Linked DNA regions of Homo sapiens: all the other regions are linked to region 2. Evidence: chromatin contacts called from ENCODE Hi-C or POLR2A ChIA-PET data. All regions are on one chromosome and are shown on one strand. Each heading gives the region's core, a stretch centred on a gene start or an enhancer-like site at or near the end of the contact. The rest is flanking DNA. Distances are from core to core; before and after follow the strand shown. Region 1 has its middle 39 kb from the start of LINC01714. Region 2 overlaps RERE (arginine-glutamic acid dipeptide repeats). Region 3 has its middle 32 kb from the start of PARK7.

What was found. Hi-C counts contacts between places; a loop is a spot of excess contacts on that map. ChIA-PET counts read pairs that join two places held with the same protein, here RNA polymerase II (POLR2A). Pooled maps may share reads with other maps.
Region 1: a loop to region 2 is called in a pooled map, with 4 times the contacts of the local background. The contact joins two enhancer-like sites. A Hi-C loop is called at or near these places in 1 of 37 single-sample maps with no recorded cell type and 2 of 50 pooled maps. POLR2A ChIA-PET finds 5 or more read pairs at or near these places in 1 of 52 experiments (HEK293).
Region 3: a pooled map shows a loop between it and region 2 (8-fold over the local background). The contact joins two enhancer-like sites. A Hi-C loop is called at or near these places in 3 of 50 pooled maps. POLR2A ChIA-PET finds 5 or more read pairs at or near these places in 2 of 52 experiments (AG04450 and activated CD4-positive, alpha-beta T cell).

Annotation. Positions count from the first base shown.
Region 1 is chr1:8,168,400-8,171,785 of GRCh38, forward strand. No RefSeq gene overlaps it. Among named protein-coding and RNA genes, the nearest start is that of LINC01714, 39 kb to the right of the region's middle. Within about 2 kb of position 1,497, at least 26 of the 41 ENCODE cell types and tissues checked have a DNase peak (open chromatin) inside an H3K27ac peak, as active enhancers do.
Region 2 is chr1:8,474,736-8,478,057 of GRCh38, forward strand. All of the region lies in intron 10 of RERE (arginine-glutamic acid dipeptide repeats), which reads right to left. Among named protein-coding and RNA genes, the nearest start is that of SNORD128, 19 kb to the right of the region's middle. Within about 2 kb of position 1,481, at least 3 of the 41 ENCODE cell types and tissues checked have a DNase peak (open chromatin) inside an H3K27ac peak, as active enhancers do.
Region 3 is chr1:7,992,098-7,995,898 of GRCh38, forward strand. No RefSeq gene overlaps it. Among named protein-coding and RNA genes, the nearest start is that of PARK7, 32 kb to the left of the region's middle. RefSeq lists an enhancer at 1-271. Within about 2 kb of position 2,139, at least 3 of the 41 ENCODE cell types and tissues checked have a DNase peak (open chromatin) inside an H3K27ac peak, as active enhancers do.

The DNA.
Region 1 (3,386 bases), core at 247-2,746, 310 kb before region 2:
ACCAGAGGGTCAGCATCTGGGCCTCTGTTATTTTTCCTTTTGAGGCCCAGTTTTCTTGAAAACGAATAAAACTTACAGCTCTTAAAAATACCTAGGATGGGCTGGGCGCAGTGGCTCATGCCTGTAATCCCAGCATTTTGGGAGGCCGAGGCAGGCAGATCACGAGGTCAGGAGCTCAAGACCAGCCTGACCAACGTGGAGAAACCCTGTCTCTACTAAAAATACAAAAATTATACCGGGCACAGTGGCTCACGCCTGTAATCCCAGCACTTTGGGAGGCCAAGGCGGGCGGATCAAGAGCTCAGGAGTTTGAGACCAGCCTGACCAACATGGTGAAACCCCGTCTCTACTAAAAATTAGCTGGATATGGTGGTGCACGCCTGTAATCCCAGCTACTTGGGAGGCTGAGGCAGGAGAATTGCTTCAATCTGGGAGGCGGAGGTTGCAGTGAGCCGAGATGGCCCCACTGTACTCCACCCTGGGCAACAGAGTGAGACTCCATCTCAAACAAAAACAAAAACAAAAATGAGCCGGGTGTGGTGGCACATGCCTGTAATCCCAGCTATTTGGGAGGCTGAGTGGGGAGAATCACTTGAACCTGGGAGGCAGAGGTTGCAGTGAGCCAAGATCACACCACTGCACTCCAGCCCGGCCAATAAGAGTAAAACTCCGTCTCAAAAAAATAAAAAACAAGAAAAACCTAGGATGGGCCGGGCATGGTGGCTCATGCCTGTAATCCCAGCACTTTGGGAGGCCGAGGCAGGGGGATCACTTGAGGTCAAGAGTTTGACACCAGCCTGGCCAACATGGTAAAACCCCACCTCTACTAAAAATACAAAAATTAGCTGGACATGGTAGCAGGTGTCTGTAATACTAGCTACTCAGGAGGCTAGGGCAGGAGCATCACTTGAACCTGGGAGGTGAAGTTTGCAGCTAGCCAAGATCGCGCCACTGCACTCCAGCCTGGGCCGCAACAACAGCAACAACAAAATACCTAGGATGCAGCACTCTTCATGGATTTAATCTAATTATCATGTGAGATGAGTCAATGATCATGAATTGTAGGGGTAAAGAAAATGAGTCACAATGAGACCATTGGTGATGGGTCAGAAGGGGCTCCCTGGTTTCACCCTCCACTGCCCTGGGGGGTCCACGCTTCCCCTTGAGCTGTGGCTGGGTGATGCTGCCCTCAAAGGCCAGCTGTCATGGGCTTTCCCCACCCCGACCCTGAAATTTCCCCCATTTGTCTGAGCTATGGCCACCTTACTGGCTCAGAAGTCAGGCTACAATACTGCAATGGAACCGGGTGATGAAGTGTCATAAATAGTTAATACAAATTCTGCCAACAAGTTTGGGGTTAATAGCCGATCTTAAAATGGGTAAGGGAAAGAAAGGGAGAGGGAGGGAAAAAGGAGAGGGAAGAGAGAGAGAGACAAAGAAAAAGAGAGAGATTTTCTGGCATTCATCCTAAGCATTTCAGCCGTAAACTGGTTTAGGCCAGTGAGACAGGATGTTCTGCAGAGCAAAGATCACGTGACCACACAGTGCGAACAAACAGATGGTGTATCATTAACAAACTGCAACGCTGCATTTCCTAGTCTCTCCAGGGTGTCAGTGACCCAGGCAATTTAATTAAAAACATTAAAAAAAAAAAAAAAAGTGACAAGGGCCAAAGTTTCATCCTGTTTAAATTCAACTTCATCAAAAAAGTGGAGGGGCTATCCCTTCCATGAAACGTCCACATATGAGCCCCTCAGGGAAGTGGCACCAACGTGTAGGTCAGTGGCACAGTCAGGCCTCTGGTCAGTGGCCATTGATCCAGAAATGCGGCCAGGGCATGGCCAGGGCAGGGGCAGCTCCAGGACAGAGACCAGCTCGCCTCCCATTAGCCTCCTGGGGAGACAGGACAGGTAAACAGCAGGGAGCTCAGGGGGTTTTATGGACCAGGCCGTGTACACAGTTTGTCCCGAGTACAAACAAGCAGGTGGCCAGTCTCACCTTTGTTCTAAGAAGCGGGATCCAGGCAGGCCAGGAGGCCCAGAGGGTAGCTGTCAGGAGACACTGGGGCCCAACCAGGGCTTCCCACTGCAGGAGCGGGTCAGGAGCTTGGACACTCTCGGACACTCAGCACTGTCCTCGCTTGAACCTCCCCGGTAATGGCAGCATAAAGTGATGGTCAAGGGGCATCCGGTTGGGACTCAAGAAGCTTAATCCCAAATCCCTGCCCCACAGTCTACCAGTGACAGACACTGTGCTGAAGTCAGCCTCCACATGCTCACCTGTAGAATTGTGACAACATGGCAAGGGCAGGTGAAGGCCCCAGGATAGTGCCTGGCCATTGAGAGTGCTCTGTCGTGCAGGTGGGCATGGGCATGGGGCTGTCCAGAATTGAGCTGTTTTTTTGAGTTGGAGTCTTGCTCTGTAGCCCAGGCTGGAGTGCAATGGTTCACTGCAACCTCTGCCTCCCAGGTTCACGTGATTCTCCTGCCTCAGCCTCCCGAGTAGCTGGGATTACAGGTGACCAACACCACGCCCAGCTAATTTTTGTATTTTTAGTAGAGACAGGGTTTCACCATGTTGGCCAGGCTGGTCTCAAACTCTTTTTTTTTTTTTGAGACAGAGTCTTGCTCTGTTGCCCAGGCTGGAGTGCAGTGGTGTGATCTTGGCTCACTGCAAGCTCCGCCTCCCAGGTTCACGCCATTCTCCTGCCTCAGCCTCCCGAGTAGCTGGGACTACAGGCAACTGCCACCATGCCCTGCTAATTTTTTTTGTATATTTAGTAGAGACGGAGTTTCACTGTGTTAGCCAGGATGGTCTCGATCTCCTGACCTCATGATCCATCCACCACGGCCTCCCAAAGTGCTGGGATTACAGGTGTGAACCACCACACCCGGCCCAGGCTGGTCTCAAACTCTTGACCTCGGGTGATCCACCCGCCTCGGCTTCCCAAAGTGCTGGGATTACCGGTGTGAGCCACTGCGGCCGATATCTACGTTTTTAAAGACTCCTGTAATGGTGGCAAACTTGAGGCTCCTGGACATGGAAGGTGAAGAGGGCAAGAAAGCTGCAGGAGAAACCCTAGAGAGGTGGGACAGCTGGGGATCAATGGCTTAGGAATCTGTAAAGAAGGATATTTAGGTTTTTAGAATTTACATAAGGCCAGGCACGGTGGCACACACCTGTAATCCCAGCACTTTGGGAGGCTGAGGCAGGGGGATCGCTTGAGCCCAGGAGTTTGAGACCAGCCTGGACCACATAGGGAGACCCAGTCTCTGTAAAAAATAATTTTAAAATTTTAAAAGAAATTCATATAATCTTGGGCTTCCCAGCAGGTAAACAAAAGAATCCTAATTAATCTCAAGTGCAGATCATAAGAATTTGGAGAA
Region 2 (3,322 bases), core at 231-2,730:
CCGTGACCTTTTTAGATCAAATGGCATTGCATCTGGCAGTTTCTACTATGCCAAAGCATACTTTTCAAATATAGCCATTATAATAACTATATAAAAAGCCTACTTAAGTTAGACTGCATTCAGGCTAATTAAATAATTCCAGTCCATGAAGAACAATATTAGATATCAAAGTCTTTTGCTATGCAAAATATCTGTTTATACATCACAAGAAACTGTCAAAATAACTGAGAAAGGAAAAAAGTATTTGGAATAAATCTTAAAATTCTTCATATAGTTTTAATTAATTATTTCGACTATTAAGATAAGTGAGAAAGACCTTGCCGAAATATGTTCAAAACAAAATTTAAAAATTTCTTAGCCACGTGCAGTGGCTTACACCTGTAATCCCAGAACTTTGGGAGGCTGAAGTGGGCAGATCTCTTGAGGTCAGGAGTTCAAGACCAGCCTGGCCAACACGGTGAAACCCTGTCTCTACCAAAAACACAAAAATTAGCCGGGTGTGGTGGCGCGCACCTGTAATCCCAGCTACTTGGGAGGCTGAGGCAGGAGAATCGCTTAAACCTGGGAGGCGGAGGTTGCAGTTAGCCGAGACCGCGCCACTGCACGCCAGCCTGGGTGACAGAGCGAGATTCTGTCTTAAAAAAAAAAAAAAAAATTCTTGGCTGGGCGTGGTGGCTCACACCTGTAATCCCAGCACTTTGAGAGACCAAGGTGGGCAGGTCACTTGAGGTCAGGAGTTTGAGACCAGCCTGGCCAACATGGTGAAACCCTGTCTCTACTAAAAAGAAATACAAAAATTAGCCGGGCATGGTAGTGTGTGCCCATAATCTCAGCTACTCAGGAGGCTGAGGCAGAAGAATCTCTTGAACCCAGGAGGCGGAAGTTGCAGTGAGCCGAGATCACGCCACTGCACTCTAGCCTGGGCGAAAAGAGTGAGACTCTGTCTCAAGAGAAAAAAAAAAAAAGAAAAGAAAAATTTCTTATAACCATAATTCACAAATGTCAATACATTTTCATTTATACCTCCATCATCGATAACCTAGTGCCAAGTCAATATATATGAAACATGTAAATGTTAAAAAACTAGAATTGAAACTAAGAGCACAATATTTATTTTTATTTGGCCATTATCATTTCAAATAATGCTATTAGGTACCAGAGAGGCTAAAATTTGTCTGAATGGTCTTACGGGAGCAAAATTCAGGGATAATGGAAAAGACAAAGAATTTAACTGCAGAGGGTAGGGCTTGAGAGAAAGGTCTAGTTAATTTTCAGAAGGAAATATAGTTATTGAACCAATCTTCCCTCCCTCTTTCCATCACTTTCTGAAACTACAATGTTCCAGGAATTATGCGCCAGCCCTGGAGTCACATGGAAGAAAGGAGGGGGTCGCAACATTTGCTGAGCAGTGCACAGTGTGCTAGGAACTGTGTTAGGTCTTTATGATTTCATCATTCCACACACCTCTCTTCCACAGCCAGAGTACTAAAAATGAGGAAATGAAATCCAGAGGTTCAGTATGTTTCTCTAGGCCACTTCCCTAGCAAGTAGCAGCATGAGGATTCTAACATAAACCCATGTTCTAGGAAGATGTCCCTACCCTAGAATGTTGCTACTGGGGCAGTTTAGGACAGGCAATCTGGTGGGAGCAATGGGTACGGGGACTTTTTCCGCTGCAGTGACAAAGCAAGCACACTGTCTTTTCTTAACTTGGGGCTAGGGGATGAGGGTGGGTGGAGGAAAGGAGGGAGCCAGCAGCTCAGAAAAGAGGAAAGACACACATGTAAACAAACTAACAAAAAAATCCCCATCCATGAAAACACTCACAGTGCTAAATGAAAGCTGATGGGGATGACATTTGCTCAGTCTGGAAAATCTAAAATGCATTCACAGGGGAGGTTTTGAAAATCAACAACCAGTATAATATGATTAACTTGCCTATGCTTTATGAACAGCAACAACCACATAAAAAACACTATTCTAGGAGAAATAAGCAGTGCTATTATTGCAGTAAAAACAGGCTACACGAGGCAGGGCGGACCTGCGTCCTTCGCTTCTTTCGCTGTCACAGAAGAGGCTGAGGTAGGTCATTTTTGGAACTTTCCAGTATTCAACATTCCTTCACTTAACAAAGATTTTTTCAAAGGCAAAATATTATAGAATATTCTTCTAAAAAGGAATAAACAAATGGTAATAATGTTAATACATTAATTTAGAAAAATAAAAAAACAATAAAACCATTGAATTAAGCCACATTCCCCACGCCAAACACTAAATGAATGGCTCCTGCACAGGCTTCACTTACACTTTAGGGATTAAGGTTGTGCCTCTTAATTTTCAAGTCTCTGTGAAAGCTGAAGTTTATGCCACAGGTCTTTAAATGCAATTATGGATAATTAATCATTTACATAGTTAACATGTCTACAGCCTGACTTCTTTTTTTATAAATGCGAGATCAGCCACAGAATAGTAGAAAGGGAGGGTGCGGAGGGTGTAGGCTGCTTGCCGGGGCAGGAGGACTCCACAGACGCAGTCAATAATCTACTAAGAAGACTCAGCTTGAGGACCCACAATGAGTCTAACTCTGGCCACAGGGAGAAAAGCTCCTGGCACATTCGTGAACCTAGACTGTTTATGCTGCTTTTCTCAATAATTATTTGTCAGCTGAGAAAGACCTATGTCTGGCCACAAGTGGAAATGGTTCAGGACCACAAATGGAAACTAAAATATGTTTTCACTTACTCCTGGCATCCTCATAGCCTTGAAAACAGAAAAAAATTTGTGACATGAAACTGGGCAGAAGGCTGGAGGATGACATAAAAACCACAGGTCTAAGCATCTCACGTAGGCACTAGTGAACCTACTCATACATGCTAAATTGACCTAGAAAGTGTATGTGAAAGGCTTTCACACAAAAACACAAAATCAAGACCAGTTACATCAGTATTAAGAAACATTTACAGTAACTGCTTTAAATCCTACTTAGTAGAATTGAGGTACAGAAATAACTGCCCCCAATCCAAGGGCTCAGCAGTCTGAATCTCAGTGCTTTGTGATGAGTGATTCTAAGGTTATGCAAACAACAGTCCACCTAATATTTTTGGCAATGATAATGAAGTTATGGAACAACGAAGACCGAAGAGGCATACACTGATGCATATAAAGCTCCAGAGTTGGGAAAATATACAAGCGACTGTACTTTCTAAAAACTTCAGCCAAGAACACAGCTTTAGTAACTAAGAAATAAGCAAAAAGCCTCTGGGCAACCAAAACAGTGTCCCCAAAAGCCAAAGGCCCTGGAGAGCCAGGAAGCTCCCACTCT
Region 3 (3,801 bases), core at 889-3,388, 480 kb before region 2:
GGGGGCAAGTTAAAGGATGATGGTAATAAAAGGATGGTCAGGCCTCAAATTTGGGCTTCAGCAGTAAATCAGTGCAAGAATAAAACTTACAAAGGTCACAGGCAAGAGTGAGATCATCCTCTTTTCTAATACTTGCTTATGCTTCTACATCCCTTATTGAGGAATGCCAGCCACTCAGCACACTTATGAAAGAGTAAATTATCTCCGGATGGTGGATAATACCATGTCATTAGTCCATGAGGCATCTAGCTCAGCGCCACCTGGGTCTTAAAGCACTTAAAAATGTAATTATACAACAAATACACCAATACCTGTTCATTGGGAAAGACTCAAATGATACATGAATACATAAAGCAAGACTTGAAAGTTCTCTGTCCCGCCCTCCCTCCCCTACCTCCTCTTCCTTTCCCCAAAGTCCCACTTTGAGGTCTCGCTTACAGTCTGTTTTCTAGGAATTTACAAATATGTAACTCTACACACACATCCACACACATTATGTTTTATACATACACAGAGATTGTACATTATTGTGTCAATTTTTTAAAAATAAAGTAAGGCCGAGCACAGTGGCTCATGCCTGTAATCCCAGCACCTTGGGAAGCCGAGGTGGGTGGATCACCTGAGGTCAGGAGTTCGAGACCAGCCTGGCCAACATGGTGAAACCGCATCTCTACTAAAAAAAAAAAAATACAAAAATTAGCTGGGCCTGGCGTCCGGCGCCTATAAGCCCAGCTACTCAGGAGGCTAAGACAGGAGAATCGCTTGAACCCGGGAGGCGGAGGTTGCAGTGAGCCGAGATCACGCAATTGCACTCCAGCCTGGGCAACAAGAGCAAAACTCCATCTCAAAATAAATAAATAAATAAAAACAAAATAAAATACATAGGATCCTATTGAGTATATTGTTTTGCAAATTGAATTTTTTGAAACAGTATGTCTTAGAAATCTGCTCATGTTCAAGTCCACTTTGTTTATGTAATGGTTGAACAGAATGTTATAGTATAACCACACTGTAATTTAACCTTTTTTTTTTTTTTTTTGAGACTGAGTCTTGTTCTGTCACCTAGGCTGGAGAATAATGGTGCGATTAAGACTCACTGCAGCCTCCACCTCCTGGGCTCAAGCCATTCTTTCACCTCAGCTGCCCGCCCCTTCACCCCCAGTAGCTGGAACTACAGGTACCTGGCACTGCAGGCACATGCCACCACACCCAGCTAATTTTTTTGTATTTTTTTGTAGAGATGGGGTCTCACTATGTTGTCCAGGCTGGTCTCAAACTCCTGGGCATTCCTCTATTAATGGATTTCCCCCATTAAATTTTTTTATTGCAGTAAAATACATACAACATGAAATGTACCATCCTAACCATTTTAAGTATACGGTTCGGTGGTATTAGATACATTCATCCCGTTGTGCAAGCATCAGCACCATCCATCTCCCGAACTCTTTTTCATCTTGTAAAACTGAGACTCTGTATCCAGTAAACACTAACTTTCCTTCCCCCTACCCCTAGCCCCTGGCAACCACCATTCCACCTTCTCTCTCTGTGAATGAGAGTACCCTCAGTACCTCCTCTCCGTGGAATCACATAGTATTTGTCTTTCTGTGACTGGCTTATTTTACTTAGCAAATCATCCTCAACGTCCATGTTGTGGCATGTGTTAGAATTTCCTTCCTTTTTTTTTTGAGACCGAGTCTCGCTCTGTTGCCCAGGCTAGAGTGCGGTGGTGTGATCTTGGCTCACCGCAACCTCCGCCTCCCAGGTTCAAGCGATTCTCCTGCCTCAGCTCCCAAGTAGCTGGGATCACAGGCGCGCGCAACCACACCAGGCTGATTTTTGTATTTTTTGTACAGACGGGGTTTCGCTGTGTTCTTCAGGCTGGCCTCAAACTCCTGACATCAAATGATCCGCCCGCCTTGGCCTCTGAAAGTGCTGGGATTACAGGCGTGAGCCACTGCCCCTAGCCCATAATTTCCTTCCTTTTTAAGGCTGAATAAAATTTAAGTGTATGTATGTTCCACATTTTGCTTATCCTTTCATCCCTTTATAGATTCTTGGGTTACTTCCACCTCTTAGCTATTGTGAATAATGCTGCTGTTAACATGGTGTCCACAGCTCTTCCGGACCCTGCTTTCGATTCTTTGGGGTATACACGCAGAAGTGGAATTGCTGAATCATATGGTCATTCTCATTGTGGTTTTGGTTTGCATTTTCCTAATGACTAATGATGTGGAGCATCTTTTCATCTGCTTATTGGCCATTTGTACATCTTAGATATGTCTATTCAAGTGCTTTGCCCATTAAATTTTTTTTTCCAGGGGCCATGCTAATAATCTGTGTTGTTCCATTTTTAGTATATGTGCTACTGAAGTGTGCACTTTGCCCAGTTTTGAATCGGGTTTTTGTTGTTGCTGCTGATATGATTTGTTTTTTTTTTTTTTTGAAACAGAGTCTCACTCTGTCTCCCAGACTGGAGTGCAATGGCGCGATCTCAGCTCACTGTAACCTCCACCTCCCGAGTTCAAGCGATTATCCCACCTCAGCCTCCCATGTAACTGGGATTACAGGCATGTGCCACCATGCCTGGCTAATTCTTTTGTATTTTTAATAGAGATGGGGTTTCATCATGTTGACCAGGCTGGTCTTGAATTCCTGGCCTCAAGTGATCCACTTGCCTCAGCCACCCAAAGTGCTGGGATTACAGGCGTGAGCCACTATGGTTGACCCACGCATAAGCCAACTTTAATGTTTTTCAATAAAGTTTTGTAATTTCCCCATTAAGCGTTTACACATCTTTTGGATTTATTGTTGGTATTATTAGGTCTGTCTTTTTTTCTTTCTTCTTTCTCTCTTCTCTTTCTTTCTCTTTTCTTTCTTTTTCTTTCTTTCTCTCTCCCTTTCTTTCTTTTTCTCTCTTTCCTTTTCTTTCTCTCTCTCCCTTTCCTTTCCTTTTCTTTTTCTCTTTTTTTCCTTTTCCTTCTTTCTCTTTCTTTCTTTCTCTTTCTCTCTCTCTCTTTCTTTCTCTTTCTCTCTCTCTCTTTCTTCCTTTCTCTTTCTCTCTCTCTCCTTCCTTCCCTCCCTCCCTCCCTCCTTCCTTCTTTCCTTCTTTCTCCTTTTTCTTTCTTTCCTCCCTCCCTCCCTCCCTTCCCTCCTTCCTTCCTTTCTTTTTCATTGTTAATTCCTTTTTTAAATTGTTTTCTGATTGTTGCTGGTATATAGAAATACAGATACTTTTATTTACTTATTTACTTTTTTAAGAGACAGGGTCTTCCTCTGTCACGCAGGCTGGAGTACACTGGTGTGATCAAATTTATGACCTGCTTTTAGGCAAAAAGGGGGAGGGCAGAGAACTCTTTCTGGATCTGTTGATTCTCAATTGCCTTCAGCTCAAAATAATCTTTATGTCAAAGTCGCATATTCTGTGGTGGCCTGTCCGGATCCCCTTCAAGTCTCTCTGACCTTTCTTCTGCCCTCCAGCCTGGGTGACAGAGCTAGAGTCTGTCTCAAATAATAATAATAATACAATAAATAAATAAATAAATAAATAAATAAATAAAGTACGCTTTCCATTCTTGGTTTGCTAAGAGTTTTTGTCATGAGTAGATGTTGAAATTTATTGAATGGTTTTCCATCATCAGTGACATCTTCTGGCTTTTCTCCTTTAATCTATTACCATGGTGAATTATATCAGTAGATTTTCTTTTTCTTTTTTTTTGAGACAGAATCTCGCTCTGTCGCCCAGGCTGGAGTGCAGTGGCGCGATCTCAGCTCACTGCAAGCTCTGCCTCCCGGGTTCATGCC